Regions from separate parts of the Homo sapiens genome. Here regions 2, 3, 4, 5 and 6 are each linked to region 1. A link is an interaction called in ENCODE POLR2A ChIA-PET data of the cell type or tissue named here. Cell type or tissue: OCI-LY7. All regions are shown on one strand.

The links. ChIA-PET counts read pairs that join two places held together with the same protein. Peaks named below come from ENCODE experiments on the same cell type or tissue, not always from the same donor. Only the 100,000 strongest peaks of a DNase experiment are listed, where the experiment ranks them.
Region 2: POLR2A ChIA-PET joins it to region 1 with 7 read pairs; 5 of 35 experiments call an interaction of 5 or more read pairs at or near these places.
Region 3: POLR2A ChIA-PET joins it to region 1 with 5 read pairs; 4 of 35 experiments call an interaction of 5 or more read pairs at or near these places.
Region 4: POLR2A ChIA-PET joins it to region 1 with 7 read pairs; 4 of 35 experiments call an interaction of 5 or more read pairs at or near these places.
Region 5: POLR2A ChIA-PET joins it to region 1 with 7 read pairs; 4 of 35 experiments call an interaction of 5 or more read pairs at or near these places.
Region 6: POLR2A ChIA-PET joins it to region 1 with 5 read pairs; 3 of 35 experiments call an interaction of 5 or more read pairs at or near these places.

Annotation. Positions count from the first base shown.
Region 1 is chr7:107,047,098-107,051,097 of GRCh38, reverse strand. All of the region lies in intron 1 of PRKAR2B (protein kinase cAMP-dependent type II regulatory subunit beta), which reads right to left. Among named protein-coding and RNA genes, the nearest start is that of PRKAR2B, 4.4 kb to the right of the region's middle. In OCI-LY7, CTCF peaks have their summits at 2,197 and 2,404 (motif pointing left); DNase peaks (open chromatin) are centred at 907 and 2,437; H3K4me3 peaks cover 3,659 bases; H3K27ac peaks cover 3,284 bases.
Region 2 is chr7:106,962,764-106,966,763 of GRCh38, reverse strand. No RefSeq gene overlaps it. Among named protein-coding and RNA genes, the nearest start is that of PRKAR2B, 80 kb to the left of the region's middle. In OCI-LY7, no CTCF peak of the experiment used is centred here; a DNase peak (open chromatin) is centred at 3,833; H3K4me3 peaks cover 1,056 bases; H3K27ac peaks cover 1,226 bases.
Region 3 is chr7:107,124,567-107,128,566 of GRCh38, reverse strand. It overlaps PRKAR2B (protein kinase cAMP-dependent type II regulatory subunit beta), which reads right to left. Exons shown (of 11, transcript NM_002736.3): 4 at 272-355. Among named protein-coding and RNA genes, the nearest start is that of HBP1, 42 kb to the left of the region's middle. In OCI-LY7, a CTCF peak has its summit at 158; DNase peaks (open chromatin) are centred at 166, 1,916 and 2,932; H3K4me3 peaks cover 1,929 bases; H3K27ac peaks cover 3,324 bases.
Region 4 is chr7:107,118,787-107,122,786 of GRCh38, reverse strand. PRKAR2B (protein kinase cAMP-dependent type II regulatory subunit beta) reads right to left here. Exons shown (of 11, transcript NM_002736.3): 3 at 783-835. Among named protein-coding and RNA genes, the nearest start is that of PRKAR2B-AS1, 41 kb to the right of the region's middle. In OCI-LY7, no CTCF peak of the experiment used is centred here; no DNase peak of the experiment used is centred here.
Region 5 is chr7:106,989,295-106,993,294 of GRCh38, reverse strand. No RefSeq gene overlaps it. Among named protein-coding and RNA genes, the nearest start is that of PRKAR2B, 53 kb to the left of the region's middle. In OCI-LY7, no CTCF peak of the experiment used is centred here; no DNase peak of the experiment used is centred here.
Region 6 is chr7:107,098,641-107,102,640 of GRCh38, reverse strand. The region is part of intron 2 of PRKAR2B (protein kinase cAMP-dependent type II regulatory subunit beta); the gene reads right to left. Among named protein-coding and RNA genes, the nearest start is that of PRKAR2B-AS1, 21 kb to the right of the region's middle. In OCI-LY7, no CTCF peak of the experiment used is centred here; no DNase peak of the experiment used is centred here; H3K4me3 peaks cover 2,675 bases; H3K27ac peaks cover 2,663 bases.

The DNA of each region.
Region 1 (4,000 bases):
AAGGAACTTCTCTGTCTCTCACCTGCCCCATCTATTAACAAAATTGATCATACATACTATCTATGAGGCCATCTCTGACAAAAGGATGGTGTCTTAAGTCTAGGCAGGGAGCAGTGGCTCACGCCTCTAATTCCAACACTTTCGGAAGCTGAGGCAAAAGGACTGCTTGAAGCCAGGAGTTCAAGACCAGCCTGGGCAAGAAAGGAAGACCCATCTCTACCAAAAAACAAACAAAAACAGAAAAAAATGAAGTCTAAAGAGAGTAAATGTAAGACGAATCATTTCTTTTTTCTTAAAATAAGAACTATCCTACCTTCCAAGTTTCACACATTGTTTCTAATAGGCCATCCCAGATCTCAGCACTTTCTGTGATTCTCCACACTTCTAAAGTAGACCCTGCAGTTAGTCACTTCAGTCTTCTTCACTGAATCTCTCACCTTAAAATATTCCATCATTCCCCAACCTCCACTGTAGGACTTTATTACTACTACTACTGACAAACGATTTTCTTAATGGGTCAAAAATAAACCCCAAATTGATGGATTCATAGGTCCCCTGTTTGTATTTGCACAACTGAAAAAGAAACACAATTGTTTTTCAACATAGCTGTTAACAAAATCTTGACGGCTGGAAATTTACTGGAATCCATGGAATGAGATTTGCAACAATAAAATAACCATTCAATATTCACTCCTGTTCTACCCAGACACAGCACATCAATTTATGTGCATCCACAAAAAAAAAAAAAAAAAAAAAAAAAAAAAGCTGGTAACTGTCTTATCTAAAATAATAGCTAAATGGTTTGGTTTTTGATAGAAAAATTAAAGTACTAATGCTTCAATTTCTGTTTAGGTGTTTCCATTGTATGTCTTCAAAGTGTAAGTTACTCAAGCAAGCCTTCACAACTGGTTTTACTTCTCTCTTGCTCTCTCCCTCCCCCTTTCCCTTCTGACTTCATTATCTTTCTCCCTCTACCACCCTTCTTCCAAAGCCCAAAGTAATAGATGGTAAGAGAAGGGGTTTTTTGGTTTCCCAATTTCAACCCCTAAAGCAATCCACCTACTATTACTAGTAAAATGAATAATGTTCTTAACTTCTGCTTTGAAAATCACAATCACTATCTCTAACTCAAAATAATTTTTATTATCTTTTCTGACACTATTGTTTTATGCTCATAACTAAAATAATGGCTTCAATATTTTAGCCATTGTCATGAATGATTTAATCCATTTCAGGAGGATTTAAAACCACCATGTAAATCTCTAATAGCCAAAAACTATAAAGTCTCATTAATTACAAAATCCTGGAGCTCTTAGCTACAAATTATGAGCTGAAAAGATATGGATTTTATTACTGTATAACATTAAATCCTAAGTAAAACTGCCACATAAGCTCATTCCCTGCTTCACCTCGCCAAGAAGTGCAATACTGGATTCATTTCCATAAAACACAATGAAATTGCTATTCTGCAAAAAAAAAAGTATATAACTCTGTAAGATTTTATATCAATGATATAAACTTTACAATATTTTGCTTGACCTTAAGGATGTTTTGTAAATTCTCCAAATTCCCTTTGAACTGTAAAAACCAAAAGGTAGGTAAGATTCCAACAAGACTGGACATGGGACAGAGTTAAGAGGATTAAGCCACAGTTATTACATGGTAAATTTCTATTTATTACTTTTGATATGCTTGTCTTATGGGGTATGAGTCTATATTTTTGGTATGTGTATCTACTTTGAACTCTAGATCTTTTTCTTCTATAACTCAGAAAATCAGCTCTTTATTTTCTATCACGGTAGTTATTTTTTCTCCCAGGTTGACTGCTCTGCATGTGCCCATGTGTAGTTAATTTTGTTTCTGACCACTTGTCCATTTATCAGAGTAATCTGAATGGTATTTACTTCATTTTTTGTTTCAGCAATTCCACTGAAGAAATTATGGGGCAACACAAGATCTCTTGATGATGCCTATATAAAATCATGAATTACCACAGATTTTACTCCAAACTAGTACTGATGCAATGCTATAGCCTACCGTAAACCTTCTAAGAAATTCAAGGCCTAGGGATGCTACCCTTTCAGACATGACATGTCAAACTGTATTTGCTTTCTCTAGGACGGGGAAGAGGGAGACAGAGTAGATGCCAAGAGGTTTCCATTATGGCTTCTTTCTGGCCTTTGAGAGTTTCCCTAGAAAGGGTCACCATAAGCCACTATCATTCTAACATCTAAAGCTTGCTCTTTCGACCAGAATTGATAGCAAATGGAAAGTAACAATTAGAATTTATAAGACTGGAAGAGAATAGGAGAGGGAAAAGAAAGCTATTAGAAGAGGAAGGGATCCTTTGGAAAGGTAGGAAAGAAGATGACCTTCACCCATCTGACTGTTTGCTCTAGCGCCACCTACAGCCACACCACCTGACCCTCAAAAATCACCGACCCCTGGCCAGACAACATTTTTTCCAGCTAACTGCAGGTGCCTGGCTTATTTGATTAAACCACCACATTATAAGGTCAAGGTCACATGCTTGATCCCTACGTTTGTCCTACGTTTGTCAATGGGCACAAGTTGCATGGTCAAAAACTTGCCTTTTAACTCCAACCTCTCATAAATACCATCACTTACGTTAAAGACATTCACAAGAGAGGATATGAACCAACAATGCAAATCCATCAGCATTACTAAAAGAAAAAAAAACAGGAAAACCTGACTTGTGAGTCAGCCCACAGAACAAATTCCATTTAAGAACTCCCTGATCATCCTGGGCTTCAAGGTTAGATACATAAGAGTAAGAAATCAGGCTTCCCTACTTACTCGTTTTATGTGTGACCTTGGACAAGTTAATTTTTCAGAGCTTTAACAATAAAACACATTAAGGGTCCCAAATAGAGCTTGACATATAAGGGATACTCAGGTTATGCTAGCCCCAGCCCCATCTGGAGATAGAATCGGGCAGTCAAGAGCACAGGGATGAAGCCAGGTCCACCTGTATCCCAATCTTGATTTTGCAGCTCACGTGAAACACTGGGCAAGTGATGGCCTTATCGTTCTCATAAAGCTGAGACAAAAAAATTAAAGCATTTAGACAGCACACAGCAATTGTCAACTAACGGCAATTATGTTTTAAATGTTAAGAAGAATATAGTATTATCACTATCTGTTAATGTTTTCCAAAGTACAGTCATGGAACTATTGATATCAGAATGACCTGGGTGGGATGTCTACTGAGGGGGAAGAAAAGGATATCATGTCCCATCTCAACCTATTTAAAAAAGCTCTCCAAAAATGGTACAGGGTAATGGTCATTTCTGAATCAAACTTCCTTGAGATATCTATGAAAATTTCAGAATTACTGACCCAGCAGGTCTTGTGCTGTGTCATAGTAAATTAAGACTTGTTTTCCAATCCTTATTCTTTACTATGCCAGAATTGCCCAGTATCTGGGGTTCTTTTCTAATGAGACACATTTCTGGACATAGATGTCAAACTGATAGGCTCATACTTTTTAGGATCACTCCTGTTTTTTCCCCCAATGGTACTATTTTGACTTTTTTTTTTTTCTTCTAACCAGGGGTCGGCAAGCTATGGCCTTGATCTGCAGCTAATTTTGTACAACCGCAACCCTCAGAAGGTGTATGTGTTTAAAAAAAAAAACTGAAGAAGAAGTGATCAAGACCACATGTTGCCCTAAGTCTAAAACACTTACTAACCGGCCCTTTACAAGAAACCTTGCCAATCACTTTGTAGCCTATAATTAAATGTTTTTCAACTGGAGGTCTCAATACAATTTAAAATAGGGAGAAATAACTGATTCAAATAGGAAATATCAAAAAGCACTGCATCTGACAGAAGGAAGTACCTGTACTATTGCCAAAGTTTCTGTTATACAGATGTATGTGCCTCCTGGATAATGATCAAATTGTATTTGGTTGCAGTCAAAAAGTTTTAAAGTCCTTGGGGGTGAGGCTAGGGAGTAAATAGTGCAATTGTTTAACAA
Region 2 (4,000 bases), 84 kb after region 1:
ATCCTTCCAGCCCACATGTGATCTAATTCTTCTGATACACTGGGCAAGAACTCGGGATACAGAAGGCTGTCACACTGGCCCCCTGCCCTTGTGATAAGGCAGAGGGTTTATTGAACTGATTAGCACAAGCCATATGTAGATGGCTAAGCTGAGAGAGCACACTGTAACACACATCCGCTGGGGCTTCGGAAGTCGCAGACCCCCACCCATAGACGCTGCTGAGGGGCTGGAGCCCAAAAGTGCTCCCTACTGCCTCTGTACCTGCCCCCCTAGGAGTCTGAGCAGCGGGGCTACTGAAGGAGTGAGCCACACCCTTGTTGCACATCCTGAGAGGGGCATAAGGGAACTCTCCTCTTTCACCCCAGCCCTCTCAGTTTAAGATACAAGCATTCACCTAATGAGTAACTGGTGATGAATGAACAGTAACTGGAGAAGGCAAGCAATAAGGAGGAGAGCAGCTCCCAAGGAACTACTGACATCCTTGCAATGGCATTCGGAGGTGGCTCAGCATAGCTCAGTCTGAACCAAATCCATGCTAAGAAAGAGACAGAGTGGGAATTTATTATTATCTTTTCAAATACTTGCTGGAGTCACTTGCAAATCAGAAGAAATACAACATTGTATGCAGCTATGTTGCCCACCTATCTGGAGCTTTAGAAAGGATGCTCTCAAAAAATTAAAATGAAGGAGGTGGCACGGAATTAAACTATGAACTCCACACAATGGTACAGAATAGAATACGGAATGTGGAATATGCAAAGCCATTACAAAGACAATGTTCTTCAGCTTGCAAGACAGTGAACTGACTAATATTAAGCATAGCTAAAGAAATAATGTGAAAATCAGGAGCATGGTGGTCAGCTTGGGGATTAGAGTCATAACAAATAGAAAATATAAGGAACAGTTGGCAGGACCCTCCAAACCATTGTCCAGAGGAGATGAAATAATCCCCCTTCTATTGGTGGGACCAATCCCATCATGTAGGTGAAGCCTCAGGCCATCTCAGCCTGATGCCATTAGCATTGGATTTATCTGGAGAACTCTTTTTGTTCTGATTTCCTGCTCTCCAGGCAATCTTTGATTATTATCTGACTTCCTCTGTCATTTTGCCTACGGAAATGGATCTGTTACAAGGGCTTTTAGTATTCCATTTCTTACAATAGTTTTCTTTTTCTGACTGTAAAAGAACAAAATGGCATTTTGACCACTATATTATTTGGCCTGCCCTGTAGGTCCACCAACCTGAGGAGGAAGGGCTGGTTATACAATCCATGAGTGTTCCTGTTCCTGGGAGAGGTACTTCTCATTATAAATGAATAATCTGGTATTCTGTTTTGGGGGCTTAGTGAATATGAGTCTGTCCCTGAGGAGGGTTCATGTACTTTGAGAGCACTTGGGTTTCTGAGCCTGGAAGGAAGAAAACCTGGCTCAGGAACGTGGAAAGTTCTCTTGGTGAGGACACAGCCTACTGAGCTTTATTTCCTATGTGATAAGCACATATGCTTCAAGTTGCTGTTATTTTTCCATTTTAGGCAAAGATAAAATGTTCAATGCATAATGTAAGATCCAGTGTTTACTGTGCATGATATGCTCCATATTAACATCTAGGTTTCTAGAACATAAGTGTGGCATTGTTTTCATCACAGTCACACTTTTAAAAATTCCTCTAAACTCAGTATAAAATAAACAATGTTTTAAAATTTTAACTTAATTAAAATCCTAGTGCAGATGCATTTATTACTAGGTCTACTAATTAAGTAGGGGAAGGAAGAAGGCAAATGAATTATTTCAACCCCAAACTCAACCCCTCCTATTCCCCTACATGCAAGGGATGATATGAGATTTGTGCCAAGAGATGAGAATTTCCATCCTGTTTGGATTATGCTGGAATGCTTTTGGAAGATACGTAAGAGAAGAAAACAGTATGATTCTCTGTTTACTTCTTTTTTGGATACACATTTATAAGCCCTCAGAAGCATGCCTCAAGAAAGCATGATTTCTAATCTAAAGTAAGCAGAAGCTGGGGTTTTTGAACGGAATGGCAGGATTGCCTAAGAGGGGATCCTCTCCGGTGATAATGGCTGCTGTTTCCATGGCAATTGCAGATTCACCTGCACATCCAGTCTCTGCTCCTTTTGTTCATAGCAAACTATCATTAAGCAGCCACCAGTACTATCAGCAAGGCAGAAGCATTTAAGGAAACTGGTTCCCACCATTCTGTGTTCAGATCTTTTGTTCTGTAATGGATCTGCAACTCCCTAGTGTCTTGTTGACATAATAGCATGAGGCTGCTAGAAAAAAATGTTTGTGATCTCACCTGGGCCAAATTTTTCTGAGAAAGTGGTAGTGTTTAATTCTCATATCCAGTAATTCCCAAACACTCGTATGTCTCAGAATCCTCTAAATTTGCAAAAATTCCCAGGCCCCACCTCCAGAGAATCTGACTTAGTAGGTCTGAGATGGGGGAGAGGTTTGAGGTGGGGCTGAGGACTGATTTTTTTTTTTTTTTTGAGACAGTCTCGCTGTGTCGCCCAGGCTGGAGTGCAGTGGCGTGATCTCGGCTCACTGCAAGCTCTGCCTCCCAGGTTCACGCCATTCTCCTGCCTCAGCCTCCTGAGTAGCTGGGACTATAGGCGCCTGCCACCCCACCCGACTAATTTTTTGTATTTTTAGGACAGAAGGGGTTTCACCGTGTTAGGCAGGATGGTCTCGATCTCCTGACCTCATGATCCGCCCGCCTTGGCCTCCCAAAGTGCTGGGATTACACGCAAGAGCCACGGCGCCCGGCGGAGGACTGAATTTTTAACAGGTACCATAGTTTATTCAGTTACAGATGGTCCCAAGACAATATGTCAGAGACACCTTATTTTGGATACTCTCCAAATAATCCAGAAGAGGAGAGAATTGGACACTGTCCCCTTCATAATTTTAAAGAAGCTTATGATTTTAAAGAGAACAGTTGACTCTCAACGAATTTCTCTGGCAAAGAATCTAGTTTGAATATACTCAGGCCATATGGCTTTAGTTAGGTGGCAAAGTCATTTTAGGATCGGCCTGAGTGTTAGATTTGCTTTTGAGGCTCAGATCATTATAACTCGTTTTCAGGGCTCCCTCAGAGCAGTATCTAACATCTGCTTTCTCATCTATAGAAAAGACAAGGAACTACTCCCATGGCAGGACAAGGCCAGCTTCAGAAAACAGGCAGGTGGGGCTGTTACTTCCAAGGGCAAAACAAAGATCAAGTACTAAACCATGCTCTACCTTTCTCATAAAGGTCAGTGTGGGCTTCAGCTTTAGGAAGGCTGGAGCTTCAAAGCTGTAGGAGGGAGAAGAAGGCATCTCTTTGATTCCTTTTCTTGCTGATGCTTAAAAAAGCTATGAGCCCCACACCTTGAAGAAGACCTCCTGTAGTAATCTCTCTTCCTTCATCTTTCAATTTTTCAGCCTCCTAGGCTTTAGATGTTCTAAGATAAAGTCTCTCCCCACTCTTTTAGTGTCTAGGTTGTGCTGATGCCTCTTTTAAACATACTGTGTTTGTTAGATACAGACTACTGCAGGCACTTGCCTCTGGGGATGGCCTTGGAAAAGACTATGGTACATCTAGGAAACCTTCCCACAGAGTTGGCATTTAAGGTACACAGGAATCACACTTGGTGGCTTAAGTTTAAATTCAGAGCATCCTAAGTACACTTTGCTCCTGCCCCAACCCCACAGTCCCCCATTTCAGAAATAACTTCAGCGTGCGTGTGCCAAAGTGCTGCAGGTGGTACTTGAGCTTTTATTCAAATGCAGTTTCTCTTTGAAGGAGAACAAAGTAGATTGGAATAAAAGTCCTATTTTTGGAAAAGAGAAGTGATGCCCTGATAGATATTTGCAATGTAAAAACTCCTTTCTATAGGAAAGCATCCTCAATTACTTCACTTTCTTTACAGCAGGTGACTCAGGAAGAGCTCCAAATCACAGCAAGTACCTGTTGACCATGACTACTTATATTGCTGGT
Region 3 (4,000 bases), 77 kb before region 1:
TAACATCTTGAGAGATGAGAGAATATCTTCCACAGGACAAACACCTCAGGCTTCTTTACTTCTTGCTCCAACAGCAGTATATTCCCCCAAACTCAATATTCCTCTCCTGCAGTTCAACCTACTGTGCATTCAAGCATCCGCAAGGGGGCCTTTACCATCACCCCAGGGTGATCAGCTTACAAAGAGGGCAAAACTCAAGACCCTGTACAGTTCTTGACACTGTCACTGGGGGAAAAAACAAAGCCATTTCTATTATTAAGATTTATCTTACCGGATCCAGATTCTTAAACAGCAGGATGTCTTTGCAAGCCTCTTGCAACCTATTTCTTTGATCATCAGTTTTTGGATGTATAATCTAAAAGGACATCAGATTTAAAAAACAAAGACATTAGCCAATACCATCTCACTCAAAGAGATTTTAAAAACTAACAAAAATCAGAACCAACATTAGAAAGAAGAACTGTTAGCGCTCAAGTTTGCTTCAGGTTGGTGCTGAGATTCACTTTTGGTGACTGGTAACTTATGAGCCTACCAAGTAGGGGAACATAATTCACCTTGTTCGGGGGAGGTTGGTATCCATTCATCAATATAGCACTGAAATGTTTTTCAAAAGCATATTTTCCCCTAGGTTAGCAAGTTCATTATGCACACAACTGTGACTGGCTAGGAAGATTCCAAAGCTCCCAGCCAGTGGGGACCCGTACAAAAGGACAACAGGTGCCAGCAGCTACACTGAAAATTTGGACTGCTGTCATTCTGTTTCTACTGAGTTTAATACTCTTTCAGGATGTAATTCTTTCTTTTGAATCTTGATAAGGTCCCTGGAAAGAAGTAAAATGTTTAAATGTATATGGCATTAGATGCCGAATATATTTTTACACATGTGGTATGTACCTGCCCCACAGCGAGCAAGTGATTTTTAGAAGGGAGCAAACAATCATGCACTGCCACTCCAAGAGAATATGTGTTCCAGGGAAAAAGAGTCCAAGGAGGCTGGCTGGTGCACTGATTTCAGAAGGAACTCAAGGAAACTAGTGTGCTATATTCTCACTAAACTTGTATTCTAGAGTGTGAAGAGTGGCAGAATGCCGTGTGTGTAAGTGTGGCTTGCTATCTCTCGAGTCCCTTTTCACTAGCAGGAGGCTCAACTGACTTGGACCAAAAGGTCCACTCTTTTGTGAACATGAACAGTTTGTAACTATAAAATGAGTTAGAGGGGCAAGGGGTAGTCCTAAAAGCAGCAGACACGGAGTTGGTTTTCCTGAAGACCTACACACCACCCTTTCCTATTCCAATGCTCACTCAAAGAGTGACCACAAGAGCTGATGGGCAGGTACCTTGCCTCTTCAGGCAGCCTGCCCTACCATCAGAGCATCAGAGCTCACAGAATCAGGCAGCAGTGGAGTTTATAGCCACAAACATCAAAACTCACAATGGGAAATTTAAATCAGCATTTCAAACCACATCAGATGGCTAAAAATTAATGAAAATTATAAGCCTGAAAAGAATTGGGGAAACTTATAGTATTGCTAAACTATTTATATGTAAACTATTGATATATATACCATTTATTTGCATTATGTAAAGACTACATGAAAGAACTACTAGCTAGTAAGAGAAAGGGTCACTGCACTTTCCCCTCTAAGGGTAAGGTAGATGTAAACCTTTGTTTACTATCTGCCCAATATTCATCTCAAACTAGATTCTAAGATGACACACAAACACAGACAAAGTAGATCCCAGGGACTTCTCATTCACTGCTGCATAAGAAACCTTTAAAATTCAGGTATTAACCAAACCACACCAACCAAACTTCACTTCCTCCTACTTCAAATAAGGAAGGCTAACACACTAAAACAAAACAGAAAGTCATTTCTCACTTCACAAAATCCATCTAGAACTTCAAACCAAAGCAACCGAGATGTCTGCCTGCTGAGAAGCTGTTCTCAGAAAGGAAAGGGGGGAGAGGAGAGTGCATCAGGCATCAGTATCGTGCACCTGCTTCGCTCTGGTCAACTTTATGTCTTTCTCTCCAACCCATTCAATTCCTATAAGCCTTCACACAGAAATCCAGCTTTTTCCTCTTCTCTCTTCTTCCTGCTACCTCTCGTACCAATGACGACTTTTTTTTTTTTTTTTTTTTTTTGAGACAGATTCTCACTCTGTTGCCCAGGCTGGAGTGTAGTGGTGCGATCTCAGCTCACTGCAATCTCCGCCTCCCGGGTTCACGCCATTCTCCTGCCTCAGCCTCCTGAGTAGCTGGGACTACAGGTGCCTGCCACCACGCCTGGCTTTGGTTTTTTTTTTTTTTTTTTGTATTTTGTATTTTGTATTTTTAGTAGAGACGGGTTTTCACCATGTTAGCCAGGATGGTCTTGATGTCCTGACCTCGTGATTTGCCCAGTTCAGCCTCCCAAAGTACTGGGATTACAGGCGTGAGCCAGCGCGCCTGGCCTCTTTTTTTTTTTTTTTTTTTTTTAAGACACAGTCTTGCTCTGTCACCCAGGCTAAAGTGCAGTGGTGGTGCACTCGGTTCCCTACAACCTTTGCCTCCTGGGTTCAAGCGACTCTCCTGCCTCAGCCTCCTGAGTAGCTGGGATTACAAGTGCCTGCCACTGTGCCCAGCTAATTTTTGTATTTTTATTAGAGACAGGGTTTCACCATCTTGGCCAGGCTGGTCTCAAACTCCTGACCTCATGATCCACCCGCCTTGGCCTCCCAAACTGCTAAGATTACAGGCATGAGCCGCTGCACCCAGCCCAATCACCATTTCTAAGTAGTATTTTTTTTCTCAGCCCCACCTCCATCACTATGGTCTACTGCTCTCCTCCTGTTTCCCTTTTCCCTCACCCTGCCATTACTCCTCAGCACTCAGAGTCCACTCTCTGTAATTAACCTCGTCGGTAAAATCCCTCTTCACTGGGGAAAGTAAACAGCCAGAAAGCGGGTGTGGTCTCTGACACTCCAGCTCCTCTGTACTGCAGCCACCTGCTCTGAAGATGCTCTCCTACATTTTTCCTCTGGGGCTTAGCATGATCCCACCTAAGGGATCTCTCTCTGGATCACTGAGGCCTCAGCAATACACCCAAAGTGTGATTTTAGTGTACTAGAGGCCACTTTGGTTTTCATTAAAATTCATTCCTGATTTCAGATAAAAATTTTATTTGTTAAACAAACATAGCATAAATACATGCCAGGTACTATTCTAAGGGCTTTACTAATATTAACTCATTTTATCCTAGTGACAGATCCCATGAAGCAGGTTAAGAAATTTAGAGTTAAGGAAATCAACTTGCCCAAATCACTTGTCCAATGTCATCCAGTCCACAAGGTGCAGAGCCAGAATTCATGCCAGCCAGGCCAGCTACAGAGTCTATATTCTAAACCAGGGATCAGCAAACTACACCTGCAGGCAAAGCTGTTTTTGTATGTATGGCCTCTAGGCTAAGAATAATTTTACATTTTTTTAATGACTGGGGGAAAAAAAATCAAACAAATGATAATATTTCCTGACACATAAAATCTATATTAAATTCAAATTCAAGCGTCATAAAGTTTTAATGTAACCCAACAGACATGCCTTTCATTGATGTATTACCTACAGCTGCTTTCAAGCTACTATAGCAGAACTGAGTAGTTGCAAAGGAGACCCCATGACTCCCCAAAGCCTAAAATATTTACTCTCTGAAAATAGTGCATTTTTCAGTTAAAAAAAAATTTACCAAAAAAAGTTTGCCAACTTCTGCTCTAAATTTCTGCTGCCTTTCCATTAAAAAAAAAAAATTAGAAAAACAGTTAACAAGTAAGGTTTTAACTTAGACATTTTCTTTAAAGAACACTGTATATCGGTCAGGCACAGTGGCTCACGCCAGTAATCCTAACAGTTTGGGAGGCCAAGGTGAGTGGATCACTTGAGGCCAGGAGTTCAAGACCAGCCTGGCCAACAGGGCGAAACCCCATCTCTACTAAAAATACAGAAATTAGCCAGGTATGTGGTGGT
Region 4 (4,000 bases), 72 kb before region 1:
CTTAATGATGTAACGACTTAGGGACGTAGTAGCTGCTTCTCCACATGAAACCTCAATCTTACTTATGTACTTTTCAGAGCTACAAAAATAAGTTTTTGTTTATACTGTTTAAGGCCAAAGAAACAAGAGGCACTTTTGCAACACATGTACTCAAAAAAAGGGGGGGAGGGTGACGCAGAAATTACTACTTTCCATTTCCAGGCATAGTCATCTTTTAGTTTACTTTTTACTAAATAAATAGTAGAACTGAGCTGAAAGACATAGCTTAAAAACTGCTGAAATCACAGTGGACAAATTCTTACAAAAACATTAGGGCCTGCAAGAAGTCAGCTGCTGAGCAAACTATGAAGACTCACAGATTTAAAAAATAATCCTAACTGCTGTACTGACACACTGGATGTGATTTTACCGTGATTTGTTTGTTTCAGAGTAACTTTCCGTTGTTATAAATTAATAGGCGTAGAAGGTCTTTCCCAGTATTTTTGTTTACTAGAAACACTGTCTAAGAAAAATAATATTATCACTATGAGAAAGACAGCTGAAAACACTTTTCATCACCAGGATACATTTTGTAAAGAGAAATACTCTCTGGATAAAAATAATTCTGCAAGACTCACAGCAGGAGTAGGCTATTGGAGATGAGACTAGGAAAAGAAACAGTCAAAATAATTCCATTATGTCTCCTGTTAACCTACATGCCTGTTAAATCTTTTCTATGATTATTTTCCTTATATATGACAAGGGCATCAATTTAAAATTCATTCATTCAGTAAATTACATACCCTGGACTCTGCATCATCTTCTTCTTCATCAGGATTATAAGCTTCTGCACATACTATAAAAACAAAAATGAACATCTTAAAGATTGTTTCATCAAAAACCATACTACAATGAGTACATCGTTAACACTTAATGAACAAAAAGAGTACCACGGTATAAAAAACCATTAATTCACCTCAACCAGGAGAAGCAGTCTACCCCCCAAAATTGGTTTCATATTGCAATTTATAATTTACTTAAAAATAAAGCTGTATTTTAGGGCATTGACACTTTCTTTTTTATTTCTCCTATTTAGAGAAACATAGCTTAAACCTTTTCATTTTCATTTCCAAGGCATGATATCTAAACATTACCTAAAGGAACAGAAACAAAAGAAAAGGCTGTCTGCCATGAAATGATGAATTTAATCATATAGTTGTGACTAACTTTCACAAATTATCCATAATCTAAATATTATGGAACAAATATTAACATTTTGCGTACTTCAGCGACAAATATTAACGTTTTGGGTATTTCCTTCCAGTCTTTTTTCTGGGTTGAGTTTACATTGCATATGCAACTTAAAAACCTACTTTTTTCATTTAACACTGTAAGAATTTTGCATGTCATTAGAAACACTGTGTAAAGATTATCATTTAAGGATTGCAGATTATTATATGCCGTAAATAACTATTTCTCTAATACTGAACATTTAGCTGGCTTATATTAAAACAACTTTGCAGTAAACACCTTCATGCATCGATATTTGTCTATATTTCAGATTATGCTGTAAGCATTATTCCCAAAGTTATTTGCAGGGGCTAAATTGTATGACCATTTTTAGGGCACATTTATCACCATGTTTCTTTCTAGAAGGATTGTACCTATCGATTGTCCGACAAAAAATATGTAATAAGACCCCCCTAACTGTACAACAGAATTGGATGCTATTGCTTAAAATCTTTGTCAATTTAAATAAATAATTTAAAATTTTTTAAAAAATTATTAAATAGTTTGAATTTAATAATATTTAAAAAAATTTTAAATTATTTATTTAAATTGACAAAGATTTTAAGCCATAGCAAATGTTTATAGGATGGTTGTATTTCCTCCTTTGTCCTTATCTATAGGAAATATTTGGTTTTCTTTTTGACTTAAATTAGTTTTTTCATACCACTTTATCTGTCATATTACTCACAATCATTTTATCCAATTTGCTTTTCAATTGTAACTACAAAGTTTTTATAGATTATGCATATTTATTTTTAATGTCATGATATCTATGAGGAAAGAAAATTCCCCAATGTGTTTTAAACCCAACATTAAACATCACAGAAGTATCACTGCTTTTGACCTTGAAAACCCTTTCCTTATTTGCAAATCTGAAGATTTACTTCTTTTTCATTCAGTTGTTTAAAGGTAGAGCTTTTTACATGTACTATTTAATCTACATGGAGTTTATTCTGGCATAGATATAAAAATTTAAGGACAAAGAATAAATGAAAGGCTGACGAATGTCTTCCTAGGTCCCTCAGGGTGGCATCAAAAGTAGTATCATCTTTGGTACCACTATTCCCATTATTATTATTATATCATAAAACATTTTCTTTCCCCCAGGCACCACTCTAAACACCTGAACCAGTGACTCTTAACCAAGAGACTCTTAACCAGTGACTCTTAACCAAGTACTAACCAGAGGTGATTCCACCTCTGTGACATTTTAATTGTCACAACTATAGGGGGTTAGAGGGATGCCACTAGCATCTACTGGGTACAGGCCAGGGATGCTGGAAGCATTCTATGATGCACCGAACACCCCGCCCTGAACAGAAAGAATTACCTGGCCCAAAATGTCAACAGTACCGAGGCTGAGAAACCCTGATCTAAAGTACATCATCTCATTCAACCTCACAACAACCTTAAGGTAGGTGTTAATGTCATCACTTGACAGATGAAAGACTAGGGCACAGGAAAGCCAAGATCATACATACATCCTAGTAAGTGACAGGACCCACGTTTTATCCAGGATTGTGTGTCTTGACTCCAAAGCTCTTGCTCTTAACCACTATTCTACACATGACTGCTTTGGTGAATTTACCCGCGTAATTCCTGGACTTCAGCCTTCAGTCTCAGAAACGTAACAGGAATGGACCAGTCATGCAGAAGCAGGCTCACATTAAAGAACCTCACTGACATATGAAACCAGATTGCCAATTTAGTAACTACCTTCCTGAATGAAGGATGGGACCAGCACAACTAGCTAGATCTCTCCCTGCTGGAAAACCAAAGAAGCAGCCAAGTCACTATTGAAAGATTGCTTGGTGAGCAGGAAATGGGAAGTAGGAAACTTTGTTAAATAAATTGAATGTTTCAGGGAATCAGGCTGGATAGCCTGAGGCACTCAATAGGGATGGCCCTGCCAATGTGTCTGGGACACTTTAACTGGGTTGGCTGCGACTCTCCAGAGAACACAAGGATATCTACTTCTAAAGCTTGGCTCTCTAACTTTCTGTCCCCAGAGATGGCCAACTTCATAGGCAGGAATGCTACATAATTTGTATGGCCCAGTGCAAAAACAAAACAAAACAAAACGAAACAAAAACCACCATATATGGGCCCCATCTTCAAAAATTAAGACTTTCCAAAGGACAACAAGAGCAGAGCATTAAACCAAATGCACGGCCCTCGTGAGTGCAGGGCCCATGAAGCTGGCCATGTTCACAGGATTGACACATTCAACGAGGTGGTGCAGTAGGCAGTAGGCAGTAGGCAAGATATTTGGTTAAGATTAACTTGTTTTACACATACACACACCCCCACCCTCTGATCCATTACTGTTGATCTTAAATTTTAATTCACAGAAATCAATCCTAATTCTCAAATTTCTAAGTGCCTAGCCCCTAAGTCCTAATTAAAAATCATCTGGAGTAAGAATCTACTATTTTTCCAAAGAGTTTATCAATTGTCTCAATATTATTACTTAACACCCTGTTGATTTGTGATACCCACTTTATCACATAGTGTGTTTGTCTGTTTCTGGGCTGTTTCACTGAACTATACATTGTGCCAGTACTACAAGGACTTAGTTCTTGGCATTCCTGTTGCAATTGTTTCACTACATTAGAATTCATCTACCCCCACCTTCTGCAGCCAAATCAAAATAAAGTATTTGCAGTTCTGTAAAGCTGTCATCGTGCCTTATAAAGCTCCTTATCAACACTTAAACTGTTTCTTCTGATTG
Region 5 (4,000 bases), 58 kb after region 1:
AATTTTAGGTGAACTCAAAAACCATGTGTGTTTTTAACACATATGAATAGGAATGCCCTGAGGGGCACTTATAAGCTGTGCTCTCCCATGCTGCTTGACCATTCCAGCTTTTTTGCTTTGCTCATTCCAGATTTAAAATCTTGGGCAGGAGCATCTGATTGGCCAAGATTGAGTTACACACATGAGCCAAAATTTCCAGGGATGGTAAATCAAGGATCAGGTTCTTCCACTAAGACCTATATGATGGGGAATATCATAAACATAGGAAAGAGGCCCTTCAGATACCCTACAAATCTCCAGTACACTTGGCATGCAATCCCTCCCCAGCAGTCACTGTCATATAAGTGAAACCACAGGCTATGTGGGGGGCTGAGGGTGGGGGGAGGAATTTTTTGTTTGAATCCACACACCAGGGCATGCGTTTGGATTCAGATGGGTATTCTCCATTCATGTGCATTAGTGATATTGGGGACGTGGGGAGGGGCTGTAAGGAATGTTGGTTCATGTGATTTTTAAACATTTTTAGCACCAGCTTGTGAAGGAAGTGTGAGCTACTTCCTTCTCTCATACCAGATGCCTCCTTAAGTCTTTTGATTTCTTCCTTCCCATCAACATGCTCATTAACAAATTCAGAAAATATGGTTTTGATTAAGTAAATGGATAAACAGATGCCAAACCTGGGCGGAATAACAAGCAAAACTAGTGATGTTTGCATAGAATTGGTTTTAGGCTCAGTATTCTTATTTCCTTTGGTGGTTTGCATAGTGGAATAGAAAGGTAACTTATAACATTTCCAAAATAAATTTTCAGCATGAGAAGAGATAGGCCTTCAATTTGGGATGGTTTAGATTTAGTAGGAGAAGTTACCAGAAATCATCCTTAGAAATGAGATTCATTTGCTGGAATGAGAAATCACCTCTTTGAGTGTCAATTTCCCCACATTGAGGGAAGTGGCCTAGACAGAGCCCAGAGTTCCTTCTAGTCTTCGTCTTTAAGAGTATGATGATGAAGAAAAACCATATAAATATGATAGTCAGTGCTGCAAAACATTCAGTAGTTTTTAGTGGTTTGTATGTGAATATGTTATTAAGGTGAAACGATTGTAAATGAAAAACCATCTACAGTTTAATTCAGTGGTAGCTCTTATTTGTGGGTTAGCATTCTTAGTTGCAAACAATAAAAATTATAATTTAAGCAAAAAAGCAATTTATTGAAAGGAACTTGGACAAGTCACAGAATTTCCAGGAAAGCCAGGCTCAAGACTCAGGTGAGAATAAGAGCCCAAATTATGCCACAGAACAGAAGATGGAACACACCTGTTATTGTCAGTAAATGCTGGATGTCCCTGTTGGCTTCACAAGGCACAGATGAATTCTTGAGCATCGCAGCTTCTTTGCTTCATTTTTTTTCTAGATTTAAAGTTTTGGGAAGGAGTAGCTGATTTTGCACCTGGGCCCAAATTTCCAGGGATATTGAAATTAAGGATCAGACTCTTCTGCGAAGACCTATACAATACGGAACTCCCCTAAACATAAGAAAGCGCCCCTTCAAATTCCCTACAAATTTCTACCACATCTGGCATACTGAGGATCATCTTTGCCAGTCCAGAGACGGGAAGAGAAGAAATAGCTTTTCCTAAAAGTCATTATATTATTCTACAAGTGAAGAAGCAAACATCTCTATTTATTTAGAGTTTCACCTCCTAAAAAGGCACAGAACTGAAAAACACATGCTTCTTGATGCATTAAAATTTAATAGTCCATTAGATATGCAGAGAGTACATTAAGTCTGTCTGGATAGAAATAGTGAATGTTTGTTTCAGTTTTTGTAGCCCAGCTTCTGAACTTCCTTCTTATATCTGCAAACAAGAATTGTTTACTTTGTACAGAAATCTTTACTGTGTGCTTTACTGTGGTGCACAGGTTGCTAATATTTGACAAGCTGAAAATTCAAGATACATCCCTTCTTAGCTTCCATTACAGCTGTGTCTTGGGCACATGATGTAGACACCACAACCAGATGTGCCTGCCCAGACCTTGGACTGGGAGCTGGGGACAATGATGGAGATGGTGAGGAAGGCTCTCTGGCAGTGGGGCAGTAGAGGTGGTAATACTGGTGGCTGCCCCAAGTGCTGAAGGCCAGTGGTGTTAGTGGTACAGGTGTCCAATGTTTGGTACTGGTCAAGAGTTGTCCTCTGTAAGCCAGTTCTGCAGTATGATTTTAAATGGTTTTCCTGGCTGCATAACCATGATCTTAATTGTCCAATCATTCTGGTGATTCTGATACCCAGTGCTCTTTTAATGATCTGTTTCTTTTCTTTTTCTTTCTTTTTTTTTTTTTTTTGAAACGAGTCTCACTCTGTCGTCCAGGCTGGAGTGCAGTGGCGCAATCTCAGCTCACTGCAAGCTCTGCCTCCCAGGTTCACGCCATTCTCCTGCCTCAGCCTCTCGAGTACCTGGGACTGACTACGGGCGCCCGCCACCACGCCTGGCTAATATTTTGTATTTTTAGTAGAGACGGGGTTTCACAGTGTTAGCCAGGATGGTCTCCATCTCCTGACCTCGTGATCTGCCCACCTCGGCCTCCCAAAGTGCTGGAATTACAAGGTGAGCCACTGTGCCTGGCCAATGATCTATTTCTTTTAAATAAACCAGAGTAGGCCTCTGGGAACTAAAACTCTGATTGATACATTTTGATACATATTGGCACCTTAGTATCCTCTGAAAATATCCGGCGTAGGGCCTGATATCCAGTAGGAGCATGGTAACTATTTGTTGCAGACAGGAAGAAAAGAAGGAAAGAAAAGGAAGGAAGGAAAGAAAGAAAGAAAAAGGGGTAGAGCATGTAGTTTGGAAGCTAATTGTTTTATCACAATTTGTAATTTTGAGGGGTTGGGTTCACCCAAAAAGAAAAATAGAGGGTACCTGGATAGTTTACTGCAAAGTCACAAGGACAACAAAGATTGGAGATTTATTTTGAGAGAGTCAAAAAAGAATAGATGTGATTTGGCCTTACGAGAAAATGCAGGGTCAGGCGCAGTGGCTCACGCCTGTAATCCCAACACTTTGGGAGGCCAAGGTGGGCAGATCACTTGAGGTTAAGAGTTCAAGACCAGCCTGGCCAACATGGTGAAACCCCGACTCTACTAAAAATACAAAAATTAGCCAGGCATGATGGTGCATGCCTGTAATCCCAGCTGCTCGGGAGGTTGAGGCACGAGAATCATTTGAACCCGGGAGGCAGAAGTTGCAGTGAGCCGAGATGGTGCTGAAACAGAAATTAAAAGAAATTAAAGAATGCGTAAGCAAAAACTCAGTTGTATGTAAGAAAACCCAATTCCCCCTGAGGAAGAGAAAGAGTTGGAGTCCTTTAAAATTAACTGCCTGTTTTTCTGTGGCTAATGAGACTTATCTCTCCCTTTCCCAGGCATTGTGAAGACTGTTTCTCTAGCTGTGCAGCTGCAAGGTCACTAGACAGATAATCTGAAGTCGTAAAACATGTTGTGCCTTAAAAAGTAAGAAATAATATAATGCATGTCTCAATTGAATAACTGTCTTTGTTTCTCGCTTCTGTAATATGCTTCCCCCTGCACAGATCTCCCCCCGCCCCACGAAATGCTTAAAAGGTAGCTTGACTCTTTGTTCAGAGCTCAGTCCTTTGGATGTTAATCCAACTGGGTCGGTGCACCTAAATAATTAAATAATTGCTCCTCAACCCCTCGGTCTCTCTGATTCCTTCATTATCCCGCAGCATCGCCACTGCACTTCAGCTTAGGCAACAGAGTAAGACTCTGTCTCAAAGATAATAATAATATAATTAATAAAAAATATAAAACTCAGGTGCAGAAATAAAAATGTATATATTATTATATAGGTTCTGCTACATGTAATAGATACTCCAAATAACTGTTTTAAATAAGATGAAAATTTAATTCTTTCTTATGTTACAGTAAGAAGTAGATGGTAAGAGAGATGGTGTGGAGGTTTTATTTCATGAGATC
Region 6 (4,000 bases), 52 kb before region 1:
ATGAAAATGAGGAAAACCTAATAATGCTGGTGAACCCCAAAATTGGGGGGTTCTTGGCTTTGCTCAAGAAACTCTGGGAGGGCTCTTGGCTTTGCTCAAGAAACAATTCAAGAGCAAGCTGACAGTGAAAGAAACCAAATTTATTAGAGCAACAGCGTATAGCCAAATGGCTGCTCCATAGACAGAGCAGGGCCATCCCACAGGCAGAGTGGCCCAAAGCAACCTGCAAGGATAGCTGTATTTATACCCACTCTTAATTATATGCTAAATTATTCACAAACTTTCTAGAAAAGGGGTGGGGAGTTCCCAGAACCATATAAGGTAACTTCCAGATCATTGCCATGGCATCATTTGTAAACTGTCTTGGTGCTGGTTGGAGTATCTTATGCAAATATATTATAATTCCTAGTTCTAGCTGTTATTTTTTTCTTTTTGAGACGGAGTCTCGCTCTGTCACCCAGGCTGGAGTGCAGTGGTGCAATCTCAGCTCACTGCAACCTCTGCCCCTCCAGGTTTAAGCAATTCTCTGCCTCAGCCTCCAGAGTAGCTGGGATTACAGGCACGTGCCACCATGCCCGGCTAATTTTTTGTATCGTGTTCTGATCAGCAGACTGGTGAGTCTTGTTGATCTCCTGTCTCACCTTGGTTACTTGAAAACTATCTTTAGAAGCACAATACAGCAGAATGAGGAGCATGGCCAGTCCTCATCTCAAAAGGCAATGAGGAAACTAAACAAAACTGGAAAAAAAAAAAAAAAAAAAAAAAGGATCAGGGCTCTGGAAATCAACCAAAGGCATACAACAAATTAAGAATTTATTCATAAAAATAGCTACTGATTTTGAGTTAGGACAGTGGTAGCCCATGGCATTCCTGCCTAGGGCTGCAATCCCTCACCCACCAGGTTGGTCAGCATGGTGGTTCTACCAGCTTTGCAGGAAGAGGCTAACTTGATTGAGAGAATACAAGAAAAGCAAAAACAAAACAAAACCAAAAAACCGACAAACAAGCAGGAAGGGTAGAAGCTTAGAGAGCCTGACGCTTGGTCCTGGATGCAGTGAACTAACCAGAAATTTAACAGAAAATGAGGCAGACACGGAGGCACTTGATAAATTCTCCAAGCATCCGTGGCTGCCTGGAAGGCAGTGTGGGTAGGACGGAGAAACTGGGCAGTGCCCTAGCCCTCTACATATCTCTAGGCTGTCGAGGTGGCTACAGCGCACTTAGAGGAGGTATGAGTTAGCTTGGCAGAAAGTAAAAGCTAGTATACTTGAAAACTGCCTAAAATTTGGATATGCCCCCAAACTCACACAAGTCCCATTGCCCTTATAATCTGACCAACCACTGGTCACTGCATCACGAAGATACAGGGGCTAACCTTGAGAGGCCAGGGTTAAAAATAAAAACAAACAAACGAAAAGCAGAAACATTAGCAGCCACATACCATGGCAAAGACAGAGCATACAGATTTAGTAGACAAGCTACAAAAAAAAAAAAAAAAAAAAAAATAAGCAACAACCTGGAGAGGGAGGAAATCAGAATCCAGAACTGCTACAATGTATAATCTAAAATGTCCAGTCCTCAGCAAACTTGTAAGATATGCAGAGAAACAGGAAGTGTGATACATATTCCAGAAAAAAGCAGTCAACAGATATGATCTACAATTGGGCCAGTTGTTAGACTTAGCAAAGATTTCAATTTCAAGGCAGCTATTATAAATATGTTCACAGAGCTAAAGGAAATCAGGTTTAATCAATCAAAGAGTAAAAACGACTCAATAAAGAATCTCAATAAAGAGAGAAATTCTAAAAAAAAAAAAAGCAAGTTCTGGAGTTAAAAAGCACAATAACTGAGATGAAAAACTCATTAGGTGGGCTCAAGAGATTTGAAGTGGCAAAAGAAAGAATCAGGAACCTGATGACAGATTAAGGGAAATTATTCAATTTGAAAAACGGAAAAAAAGAATGAATAAAAATAGACAGTCGTAGATATCTGTGAGACATCAAGTATACTAGCCTAAGTATAATAGAAGTTCCATAAAAAATGGAAACAGAGAGAGAAGCAAAGAAAAATGTTACAATAAAATGGCCAACTTTCCAAATTTTACAAAAACATTTATGTAGATTCTAGAAGTTCAATGAACCTCAGCACAGAATAAACACAATGAAATCCATACCCACACACATTTTAATCAAACTGTTAAACTCAAAACCAGAGAAAATTGTCAAAGCAGTAAGAGAGAAATGATTTATTTCATACAGGGGAACAACAAAACAATTACTAACTGCTCATCAGAAACAATGGAAGTCAGAAGGTAGTGAGATGGTATATTCCAAGTGCTAATAGAAAAAACTATTGCCCAAGAATTCTCTATTTAGCCAAACTATCTTTTAATGAGGACAGTGAAATGAACTCATGTCCAGATAGATAACACTGACTAGGAGTATTTGCAGCTAGCAAATGCACCTAACAAGGAATTAAAGGAACTCTTTCAGGCTAAAAGGAAATGATACTAGATAGTAACTCAAATCTACAGGAAGAAATAAAGAGCACCAGAAAAGGTAAATATGTGACCCACAGAATGATATAAAATATTTATAAACCATGTATCTGACAAGGGATTAATATCTAGACTATATAAAGAACTCCTACAACTCAACAACAACAACAACAAAAACAAGCAACCCAATTTAAAAGTGGGCACAGGACTGGCCGGGCACGGTGGCTCACGCCTGTAATCCCAACACTTACGGAGGCCAAGGCGGGCGGATCACGAGGTCAGGAGATCAAGACCATCCTGGCTAACATGGTGAAACCCCGTCTCTACTAAAAATACAAAAAATTAGCCAGGCATGGTGGTGGGGGCCTGTAGTCCCAGCTACTCAGGAGGCTAAGGAGAATGGCATGAACCCAGGAGGCGGAGGTTGGAGTGAGCTGAGATTGCGCCACTGCACTCCAGCCTGGGCAACAGAGTGAGACTCCGTCTCAAAAAAAAAAAAAAAAAGATTTCTCATGCAAGATGGCCGAATAGGAACAGCTCCAGTCTACAGCTCCCAGGGTGAGCAACGCAGAAGACGGGTGATTTCTGCATTTCCAACTGAGGTACTGGGTTCAACTCACTTGGGCTTGTCGGACAGTGGGTGCGGCCCACGGTGCAGGGCGGGGCATCGCCTCAACTGGGAAGCACAAGGGGTCAGGGAATTCCCATTCCTAGCTAAAGGAAGCCATGACAGACAGTATCTGGAAAATCGGGACACTCCCACCCTAATACTGCGCTTTTCCAACAGTCTTAGCAAACGGCACACCAGGAGATTATATCCCGCGCCTGGTTAGGAGGGTCCAACACCCACACAGCCTCAATCACTGCTAGCACAGAAGTCTGAGATCAAACTGCAAGGCGGCAGCGAGGCTAGGGAAGGGGCATCCACCATTACTGAGGCTTGAGTAGGTAAACAAAGCAGCCTGGAAGCTCAAACTGGGTGGAGCCCACCGCAGCTCAAGGAGGCCTGCCTGCCTCTGTAGACTCCACCTCTGGCAGCAGGGCATAGCTGAACAAAAGGCACCAAAAACTTCTGCAGACTTAAATGTCCCTGTCTGACAGCTTTGAAGAGAGTAGTGGTTCTCTGGGCACGGAGTTTGAGATCTGAGAATGGACAGACTGCCTCCTCAAGTGGGTCCCTGAACCCCGAGTAGCCTAACTGGGAGACACCTCCCAGTAGGGGCCAACTGACACCTCATACAGCTGGGTGCCCCTATGAGACAAAGCTTCCAGAGAAAGGATCAGGCAGCAACATTTGCCGTTCTGCAATATTTGCTGTTCTGTAGCCTCTGCTGGTGATACCCAGGAAAACAGGGTCTGGAGTGGACCTCCAGCAAACTACAACAGACCTGCAGCTGAGGGTCCTGACTGTTAGAAGGAAAACTAACAAACAGAAAGGACATCCACACCAAAACCCCATTTGTACGTCACCATCATCAAAGACCAAAGGTAGATAAACCACAA